Regions from separate parts of the Homo sapiens genome. Here region 2 is linked to region 1. The links are chromatin contacts, found by Hi-C in ENCODE. All regions are on one chromosome and are shown on one strand. The core of a region is the stretch at or near the end of the contact, and the rest is flanking DNA. Distances in the headings are between cores, read along the strand shown. Region 1 overlaps NRXN3 (neurexin 3). Region 2 has its middle 150 kb from the start of DIO2-AS1.

Evidence for each region. A loop is a pair of places that touch in the nucleus more often than their neighbours do. Pooled maps may share reads with other maps.
Region 2: a loop to region 1 is called in a map of PC-3, with 5 times the contacts of the local background. The contact joins two enhancer-like sites. A Hi-C loop is called at or near these places in 6 of 168 maps with a recorded cell type or tissue (A673, IMR-90, PC-3 and 2 more), 2 of 37 single-sample maps with no recorded cell type and 8 of 50 pooled maps.

The regions. Positions count from the first base shown.
Region 1 is chr14:79,008,982-79,014,093 of GRCh38, reverse strand. All of the region lies in intron 15 of NRXN3 (neurexin 3), which reads right to left. Among named protein-coding and RNA genes, the nearest start is that of NRXN3-AS1, 64 kb to the left of the region's middle. Within about 2 kb of position 2,418, at least 4 of the 41 ENCODE cell types and tissues checked have a DNase peak (open chromatin) inside an H3K27ac peak, as active enhancers do; they include PC-3, where a contact is called at or near this core.
Region 2 is chr14:80,054,950-80,059,915 of GRCh38, reverse strand. No RefSeq gene overlaps it. Among named protein-coding and RNA genes, the nearest start is that of DIO2-AS1, 150 kb to the left of the region's middle. RefSeq lists a silencer at 3,396-3,690. Within about 2 kb of position 3,620, at least 2 of the 41 ENCODE cell types and tissues checked have a DNase peak (open chromatin) inside an H3K27ac peak, as active enhancers do; they include PC-3, where a contact is called at or near this core.

The sequences.
Region 1 (5,112 bases), core at 1,169-3,668:
TGCTCCTTGCCATACAGAGGTTTTTTACTTCTCAGGCCACTTTAGTGAATGATGGTGCCAACCATCTTTGATTCTGACTAAGACTTCATACAAAGTCTTAGAGAAGAACCTTTGATTCAGTGTCCTTTGAGAAGTCCAGGTGTTGTAAACCCCATGACAGTAGGGAAGATTTTTGTTTTGTTTCCCATTTTATCTCTGTTGCCCAATACAGACAGCACTTACCATGCAACAGGAATTTTATAACTAGCTGATGAACAAACTCATAAATGAATCTTATATTTTGCCTAATATATCAGTAAAAATAATAGTTATGAATGAATGTGTGAAAACCAACATTCACTTTAGATCTATAAGCCACGTAAAGTGGCTACTTATAGATTGTCATGGGTCTGGTGATTAACAAAGTGTTGATTTCAAAAAATAGGCAAATTCTGTAAATATAATAATTACCTGAATTATTAAAGGGAAAGCAAAGTCAGTCTAATAAAGACCCTGACTTAGCATTTCATAATCAACAAGGTGACTGGTAAAATCTAATATGAAGAGAAATGCATTCAGGATTGCAAAGACAAAAGCTTCTCTGGGAGAAGTTAATAACCCCTGTGAGGGCATTGTCTACCCACAGAAAGTAAAGTGGGCTGTTACTGGGATATTGTTTTTGTTGTAGCAGGCACTGAAAACCAATATCATGTAAGTAGTTTTGGTGCACATAGAATGAGGCATAAAATTGGCCTGCTTTAAATCTTGCCACTCCAACAAAGAAAACCAGAGATAGATACACATAGAATAAATTCACAATGGTTACAGTCTAAGGTGTAAGTCATTATTATATTCATGCAGGAAAGACATTTTGACCTTCTGTAAGATAACATTTTAATGTGGGAAGAATTCACAAGCAGTGATGGGCTTTAAGCAATTCCAGAACCCTTTCTGAATTGCTGGAATTTCACTTACATATACTTAGTAAATGAATTTCATACAGGCAAAGCTGAAAAGTCCCATAGCTAAATCTGTACCACCATGCCTCCTACTTCATACATACACATACACCATGTGTTTCGCTACCACCTTCAAATACAGCAAGTCAGGCAGAGAATGCAGGACTCAGAGTTAGTGTCAAAAAACATTACTATAAATTTCTGCTTGCAAAATGCTGAAGAAAATATGCTTAGCAGGGTTAAATGAGTATGGTAGCAGAACTAAACCCTTCCAAGGCCTCTCTGTCCACGGTTTGATGGGGGGAAATGTTGAAAGTGACAAGCAATCCTTAATTATACCAAGGATCTCATCTGCTATTGTATAATCACTTCCTCGGTCGCATGGAAAGCTCCAGAAGGAAAGTCAAGACTTAAAATTCCCACAAGGAAAGACCATGATAGATGGTCAGTCTGCACAGATTCTGGATCCAGATGGTCTTCTGGGGAAACACACCTGTGTCTTCTGGAAAGTGGAAGTGAATGGCATGCCTTCTTAGAGGGTTACGTGGGGAGCAAGTGACAGCCTTCTTCAAAGTCTCTCCTATACCTTCTAGAAAATAGATCATGCTCAATTTAGTACTCAAAGTCCCTGATTCTGGCTTCTACCTATGGCCCCAATTTCCCACTCTTTCCACATATGCATTATTATGCTCTAGATTACTGGACTTCTGCAATTCTCCATAATCACCATGGGCCTAAAGCTTTTCTACATTCTACTATTTCTGCCTCTTTCCTTTCCTCTCTTCTCAGTCTAGTCATTCTTCTAGACTCATTTTACCTTTGTCTTATTAGCTGTTCCATCTTAAATGTCCACTTAATGTTCTTCCAGGCCACCCCACTCACTTCAGTAATCTGTGCCAACGTGACCTTGGATACACTATCTTTCAGCCATCTCTTAATCTTTGTCTGTAGGCTCCTTAAGGGATTTAATATATGTTTCACATCACCCTGCACCTGCTCAGCACATAGTAGGTATTCAGAAGTAGGTATAAATAAATATTATTTCATGGAAAAGCCATTTAGTGAATTTTTCTATCACTTACTACTATCTCAGGTTATAATTTTAGAAAATTCCTTCTTGATGACAGGAATGTCTTCACAACAGTCAACAAATAAAATTCTTGCATGGTAATGGAATGAGTCAAATCAGTGTACATTTGTAGAATGACTGATCAGTTTTATTGAATTTGGAATAATGTTATTTATTCTCCCATCGAACTGCTTCCTTATGACCCCAGTCCTCTTTGATGTAAACATGTTTAAAACATTGTTCCTTATTGTTTTTGTCCACACTGATGTTAAGGTGTTAAGAAAATGACATGTTGGGCTGTGTATACATTCCGGGGCGATCTCATAGCCAGTGTGCTTAATATGAACACCCAAATGACATGGTTTTAGTCACTTCCTATGACTTGCCCCGCTCTGTAGGAGGAAAGACTGTTGTAAGTGTAGCCTGTGGAGACATGCTGAGAAGATAACTCACTAGTTCCATTTATTGATGCTTTTTTCCAAAATAAGTGAATACAGTTTATTGCAAGAAGGTTGAAAAAGGAGTGTCCAAAATTTTCAAATAAGTTTAATTATCTTTGTTATCAACATGGATAATGATAGAGAAAACCCAAACTGAACAAACTCAACTGACATAGTCCTCTTAATCAGTCTTGAATTGTTTTTTTTTTTTTTTTTTCCTGGACCAACATCTAGGTATGGGGTGGGGTTGGGGGGAGGTGGGTTGGGGGGAGGTGGGGGGGCGGGGAAATCCAGCCCATTAAAAGGAACCTGTGAGACCAAAGCGCCACCTAGTGGGCAAAATAGAAAACAATCACTTTTACACCAGATCTTTTTAAACTCAACAGACAAATGTTTGCTTGGATCTCCAGTCTCTCAGTGTCTAGTGAATTTACAAACTCCCCTTTTAAATTTATGCTAAAAATTAATTTCAGACGTACAAAGAAAGAACAAACAACAACTCCTTTTATTATCCTCCAAACCTGTTAATACAAACACTTGAGACCTCTACGTAAATAGAGACGTGTGGGTTGCGCACCATCTGGGTGCAATGCTGTTTGCCAAGTATCCTCTTATAGTAACTAGCATCGCCATGACTAGAGTTCCTGACCATCTAGACGTTCTCTGGACTTTGTCTAATCCCTCTCTGGGAAGATGGTATGGTCACAATTCTTTTTTTGTGCCACAGCATAAGGAAAGATAATATGGCAGAAAGGTCAAGGGGATGGGCTTCTAACAGACAAACCTGGATGTGAATTCCAGCTTCCTACTTCCTCGCTTTGTGGTGTGTGGGCCAGTTACCTCAATTCTTACATTCCAGTTTCCTTCACTGTTATTAAAGGGGCAATAATATCTACTTGTTTGGGTAATGATAATAGCTGCATAAAGATTGATATAAAAATCAAACCACAGAATATAAACAACCCATCATTGTAGCTAAAATTAGAAAATATTCCATAAGCATTTCTTATAAATTTTGTTATTATACTTATTCTCTTTAATGTCTAACTGTGTCAATAAAGGCAGAACAAAATCCATGAAATAGAATTCCACTAGGATCGATATACCCTCCTCTTTTGGGTTGTGAAATTCTTTAGTCACCTGATATATTTCAGTGAAAAACCTTTCAGATTTTGTTATCAGCCTAGGTATGAGTTACACTCATATGGATGCTGGATTAATTCCTGCAAGGATATTATGTATGATATGCAGATAGATATAGCCCAAATGATGGTTAGTTGGGTGGGTAGGTGGGTAGACTGGTGGTTGGATGGTTGGTTTATGGCACAAAACCCACCCCTGAGCTAACATAGAAAGAGATGGCAATTATATACTCAAGTCACTGTACCAAAATCTACAGTGATGTGCTTCCTGAATTTCATTTTCTCTAATTGGATTTAGAGACTACCTTGGACCAATCAAGCAATCTACTACAACATAGGCTAAAAAATGAAATATTTAAATGGATCCAGCTAAATGAAGTATTGAAGGAGCTGATATAAATTCTGAAGTCTTATTTTTTGTTTTCTAAATTGCCTAATACTGATAATAGTTGTTCAATGATATGTATGTATCAGAGCCCTTATTCTTTCATTATACAAGCATAAGGAATCTATGTATTTGAATTAGAGGAAGAAAAGCATATTCTCTATATTCTTCAAAAGAAAAGGTGACAACACAGGAATACCTTATAGTCCCACAGTATTTGCTGAATTATTTCGTGATCTTGCAAAAGAAGCCTTTATTTTACTCCAAGGCTGAAGGAAGTGGACCAACCACAGGCATTTGTAACCGAGAGAGATGGTTGAACTGGTCACCTGTCTGCAGAAATTATTCATAGAGGAGAAAATGGGCAACAGAGACTGAAGGATTCTTATTTTTTAAAATAACTCAAACTACCCTTTTCTGTTTATAAGACGGGTTTCAATCACAGCAGCCAAAAATGGGAAAAAGGACAGAATTTTACCACAGTTCTCACTGGAAATGGATGATATGAAATACCCCTGTCTGATTATGATGGATGATCCTTGCTCTGTATATTCTGGAAAATGAGAAAACTCCCCCACAGCACCTCCCTATAGACTTGAGGAAAAGGAGGGCTCTCTTCTGCCCAAACCTGACAACTGGATTTAATCATGCATAGAAGTAAGGAGTTCCTGTGGTTTAGCATCGCACTGACTCTCAACCGTCAGTACCAATGGCAATGATTTTACTTGATCCCTGGATTCTCAGTAAAGCTAACCAAGAAGCAAAATATCTTGTTTTTAAGTACACCTTTGACCATATTTATAATCCAAGTCTGCATGTCAGATTACCATTTCTTTTTTTCTAGAATTTATTTCTCTGCCCACGTGGCTCTCAAAACCAATATCATGAAGAATGGTGTTGTTCCAGATATTGATGATTCTCCCCTAACTCTTACAAAGAGTTATGAACCAGTATTTAATAAGCACTTAAAACATTCATACTCAATAGGTGTTTAAAACATGGAGAAAAGAATGCTTTTCCAGTAATAAGCTGGAAGGTCTAATGAGGAAACACGGGAGACCTGAACAGGGCAGGACTATCTCACGGTTAGGTCCTCAAATCTCTTCCCGGCAAACATCATTACTTAAACCATCTAACT
Region 2 (4,966 bases), core at 2,371-4,870, 1.0 Mb before region 1:
AGAAGTGTAAAAGTGTTCTCTTTGCACCACAGCCATGCCAGTATCTATTGTTTTTTGACTTTTAAATTATGGCCATTCTCGTAGAAGAAAGGTGCAGTATCCCATTGTGGTTTTAATTTGCATTTTCTTGATAATTAGTGAGGTTGAGCACTTTTTTCATATGTTGGTTGGCTGCTTGTTCATCTTCTTTTGATGATGAACTTTCTATTCATATCTTGCCCACTTATTGATGGGATTATTTGACTTTTTCTGGATGATTTGTTTGAGTTCCTTGTAGATTCCAGATATTAGTCCTTTGTCAGATGCATAGTTTGCAAATATTTTCTCCCACTCTGTGGGTTGTCTGTTTACTCTGCTGATTATTTCTTTTGGTGTGCAGGAGCTTTTTAGTTTAATTAGCTTCTATTTACTTATTTTTGTTCTTGTTGCATTTGCTTTTGGTGTCTTAGTCATGAATTATTTGCCTAGGCCAATATCCAGAAGGGTTTTTCCAATGTTATCTTCTAGAATTTTTAGGGTTTCAGGTCTTGAATTAGGTCTTTGATTCATCTTGAGTTTATTTTTGTTTAAAGTGAGAGATGGGGAACCAGTTTCATTTGGAAATCCAGATTCACTAAGTTTATTTGTTCAGCAGGGTAGTCCATTCACTCAGGATGTTATAGAATCTACAATTATTGCAGTGACCATGAGATGACTAATGGAAAAAAAGAATAGGCAGAAAATAATTTATGTATACATAACGCTTGATTTGAAAAGCTGGTGCTAACCCATCTGAAACACTTGCAATATTCACCCAACAAATATTTTGAGTGCTGACTATATGTAAAGCAGGGTCTGGACATACAATAATGAATCATACTTACCGTAGTTTCCAGGACCTTACAGTCTAAAAGGAAAGATAAGCCATCAATAAATAAAAAATATAGATACAAACAAAAATGCCTGTAAGAGTTCAAAAATCTCGCTGTAAGGGATTAAATAAGCCTTTTAGAAAGAAGTGCTTTTTTAGCTAGATCTTGAAAAATGAGATCTTTGTAACTTCTTAAGGTAGGGGCTAGAGTTTAGACTTGGATCAGCTCTAATTAATGAAAGAACAGCAATAATAAAGAAATATCTCTATTTCAAACAGATGGGTTATAGTTTCCTAAAAAAGGACACATTTGACTACTTGATATATTCATAGTGGCTAGGTTCTTTTCCCATCTATAGCATCCTTTCCACTTAGCATCCATTATTTTCTAACTCACTCATAACTCTTTTATCTGCTTAACCTCAGACTTTCTCTCATTTTTTTCAAAATGCTAGTTGGTCTCTTGATTAGCCTTGGTTATGAAAAAGTCAGTGGTCATCTATGAGCAAGTCCCCAGCTGCAGGGGGAAAATTGTGGCAACGTATAGTTATCATTTTTTAATGTTTAGCAAGCACTTTTTAATAAAAAAGAAAACCCTGTTAAAATGTTTATTGTCTCTCAAAGAGACAATGCAATGGTTTTGCTTTTATTTCAGCATCACCTCCTCTGTAATTATACTTCTTTTTGCCTTTGGCAATGTGGCATAGTGGGCATGTATTTTGGAATTCTGTTCATCTGAATACAAATCCTGGTTTTGCTGCTTACTGGCTGTGTGACTTTATTGCACATCCTCCATCTCATGTTCCCTTGATTGGCAAGAATGGAGCTAATCCTATAAACCTTTCAGGTTTGTGGAGACAATGAAACAAGTTAAGGGAGTCAAGGTGTCCAACTAGTTTCATAGGGGTTAATCAATAAATGCTATTTTCCCTTCTTTCTTGCTGTCTTTAATCATGTTCTTCCCTCATCCTTGTATAATCTCCTTTTCTTCCTCATCGTCTTTCTTTATTAAAATCCAACTCATCATGCAAGTTCAATTCCATCTTCTGTGGATCCTTCCCTAAATGCCCTACAGTGATAATTACTTGAACTTTGTTTTGTGCTCCAACAACAAGTGGACTGAATTTCCATTTAGCCCATAGCGTGGAGTTAAATTGCTCAGGGCATCGGCTGAAAGAATCCAACTCAAGGTGCTTGGCAATGGTGCTATTGCATCATTTATATTAAACAGGCAATGAATGCAACCAAGCCTGAAAGAATCTCAGAAAATAAGTGTGAATTGATTTAAAAGTTCTTTTTCATGACTGAGATGTGATTCTTATTATGTAAGAGGTCAAGCAAGAAGCTGGTGATACCAATAACAGGGGTGACTTTGGTGCATTCATTTCAGCCATAAATTTATTAATCTTTAATGCTGGGTAATAAAGAGTTAAAAAAACTCATATATATGTATATGTAGAACTGGACTTTATGAGAAGCCCAGTTCTGGGACTCTTGCGGGTAGTATTGACAATATAGACCTTCTGTGTTATGTGTTATCTTTAGAATCTAATGTTATAAGATGTGTCTTCTTTGTATTTCATTCCTTCATATTTATCTCTTTTAAAAACCACATTGTAACCTCTTGAGGATCAGAATTATATTATACATGGAACATAAAACATGTATAATGAATATTTAGCAAAATTAAAATTGAAATTGGATGTATAGAAATAAAGCAATAGAGGAAGAAGTCAGAAATAAGTCACAAAGTTCTCTTCCTGAACAATAACAGCAAATCTTTATTAAGTGCTTTACATACACTGTTCTTTTAATTCTTAAAACTATGCTATTTGATGAAAACACTTATGACCTCCAATTTACAGAGGAAGAAACTAAGATTTAGAGAGAACTTAAGTAACTTGCCTGAGGTTACACTTAAGCAAGTGGCAAAGACATGATTCAAATGTAAATCTAAGGTTGAATCCAGAGTGAATGTGAATCCAGCTACCTTTCCTTCCAGAAGTTCTTTTTCCCTTTCTTCACCTTCCAGTCTAGTAGACTAGAGGATTCTTCCTGCACACTAACAGGCCAATCTGCAATAATTATTTTCTTTTACTGTTCATTAAAGTAAGTTAAATAATGTAGACATGGACCTACTGAAATTTGAAAGACAGCCTATATGAGGCACAATTGTTCTCTTCATTAAGGTTGGAAAAAGCATGTTGTCTGAAGGAATAAAGCATATCTGAAGATGTGCATAGGACCCTGCTTAGGTTTGTCTGCTGTTAGTCTCACTAAAGAGGGTTAGGGAAGAATCAACCAAGGTCTGATTTTGTTTCCTTTATGGATTTATGAAGATAACTCTTTTTTTAACTGCAAGATTGCCTTTATTTTCAACATTTTATGATTCACCTAGGTCAGCTTGATGCTGTGTTTGTGCTGATGGGGTAAAAACATGAAGATTTCAAGAACAAACGTTTTTGACAATGGCTTCTCTGGCAGAATTAACACAGTGTTCATTGCGCCCATAATGTCTAAATAGACATGTAGAATATGCCTTTGTGAAGGAGACCGACAGGGTGCTCCGCCCTGAGAAAGATGAGAGAGGGAAAGAGAGGACCAAGAGAACCTGGCTCCTTTGAAAACAACTTCTTAGAAGTTTTTGCCCAGGAAAATGTTGGCTTTGACTGCTCTCTAGTGGTGGGCAGTGTTCACTGTCAGCAATTCCTTCCACAGGAATCCCAAGCTGAAGGAAGAGACGGCAAAACTCAAGCTTTTGCTTGGACACCTAGAGCTGAGTTGCAAAGGAGCACACACACACACACACACACCCCAGGCCTGGGGGTGGAGGTAGAAGAGCAACTTTCACTGAGCAGGAAAATGATAATAGAGATAAGAAGATGAAGTCTTCTATGGAAGCTGGAGAAAGGTTTGAGAGGATGAAGAGTTCCATATTCGGAGCCATAGACCTCTCACGGCTGTGCTCACTTTCTTCTTTCCATAATGGTAGTTTCCAAAATTGGAGTTGTGCTGGCTCCAGAGTTTTAGCTGGTGCCTGAGAGCTGACTTCTTGAACAACTCTGCAGAGGATGAAGAAGAGGAAGGAGACATACTTCTTGCTTTCAGGTGCCGTCCCCTTTTCTGGAGGAATTATGTAGGTCTGTTTTATTTTTTTCTCTACCCTACATTACTCAACAAAAGAGGGGAGAGTACCGCCTTGGGAAGAGATGGAGAGAGCCTCTGTTGTCACTCGTCCAGTTTTCCCTAAATCATGTTTTATAGATGACTCAACTGATATTGTGAGCTTTATTTGCATTTAGGGAAAAGATAAGTAAAATCAGTTTTGGAGTTTTCATTTTGTTTTTGGTCCACAGTTAGCATACATCCTGTGTTTGTTTGTTCCTGCTTCTGCACCGATTTTCTATGAAAGCGTATATATTTACATTACCCCTTTAGGTCTCAATGACTACATCTATATAATGGTGGGGTCAGTGGTCAGAGGTTGAGAGGTGGTTGATGTTCTGGACTTCTTTTATCTCTGATATGCCCTGAATATTATGATTCACTGACTCATAGAAGAGAATCTAAGAAAATATCCTGGGTTATGTAAGAAACCATTTGAGTCCTGGCCAGCTAAGCAGCAGTTCACACAGAGAGAAATACTCAAAATAGAGATACCAGGCAAGTGACATATTGGTGACCAGAAGGCACTTCCTTTCAGAAGAGAAGGCAATCAGATCATAGCCTTGCACAGAATAAGGATTCCACAAAAAAATTCCCGTGGTTCCTCCATTTTCTTGATCCACTTTCTTTGTGTCTCTATATGTAAGGCAAAGTGGAGAATTAAAGCAATTATTTGGATAATTCAAGCAGAAAAAAACCTCACAACACCCACATATGCTGCAATTATCTAGACATTTCAGGCAGAAGTGAAGCTCAGAACCAAATTATCAGGATAGTGCTTCAATTCTTCTGAAAAACAGCAATGCTAATTGCATGACACATTCAATGTACTATCACAGAGGACTGATGAGAGAGCAAAATTCTTGCTTGACATGCCTAAAAAGAAGAGCATAGAGTAAAAATATTCCACATCAGTTAAAACTTGGTAGAGAAAAGACAAAGGTAGTGAAA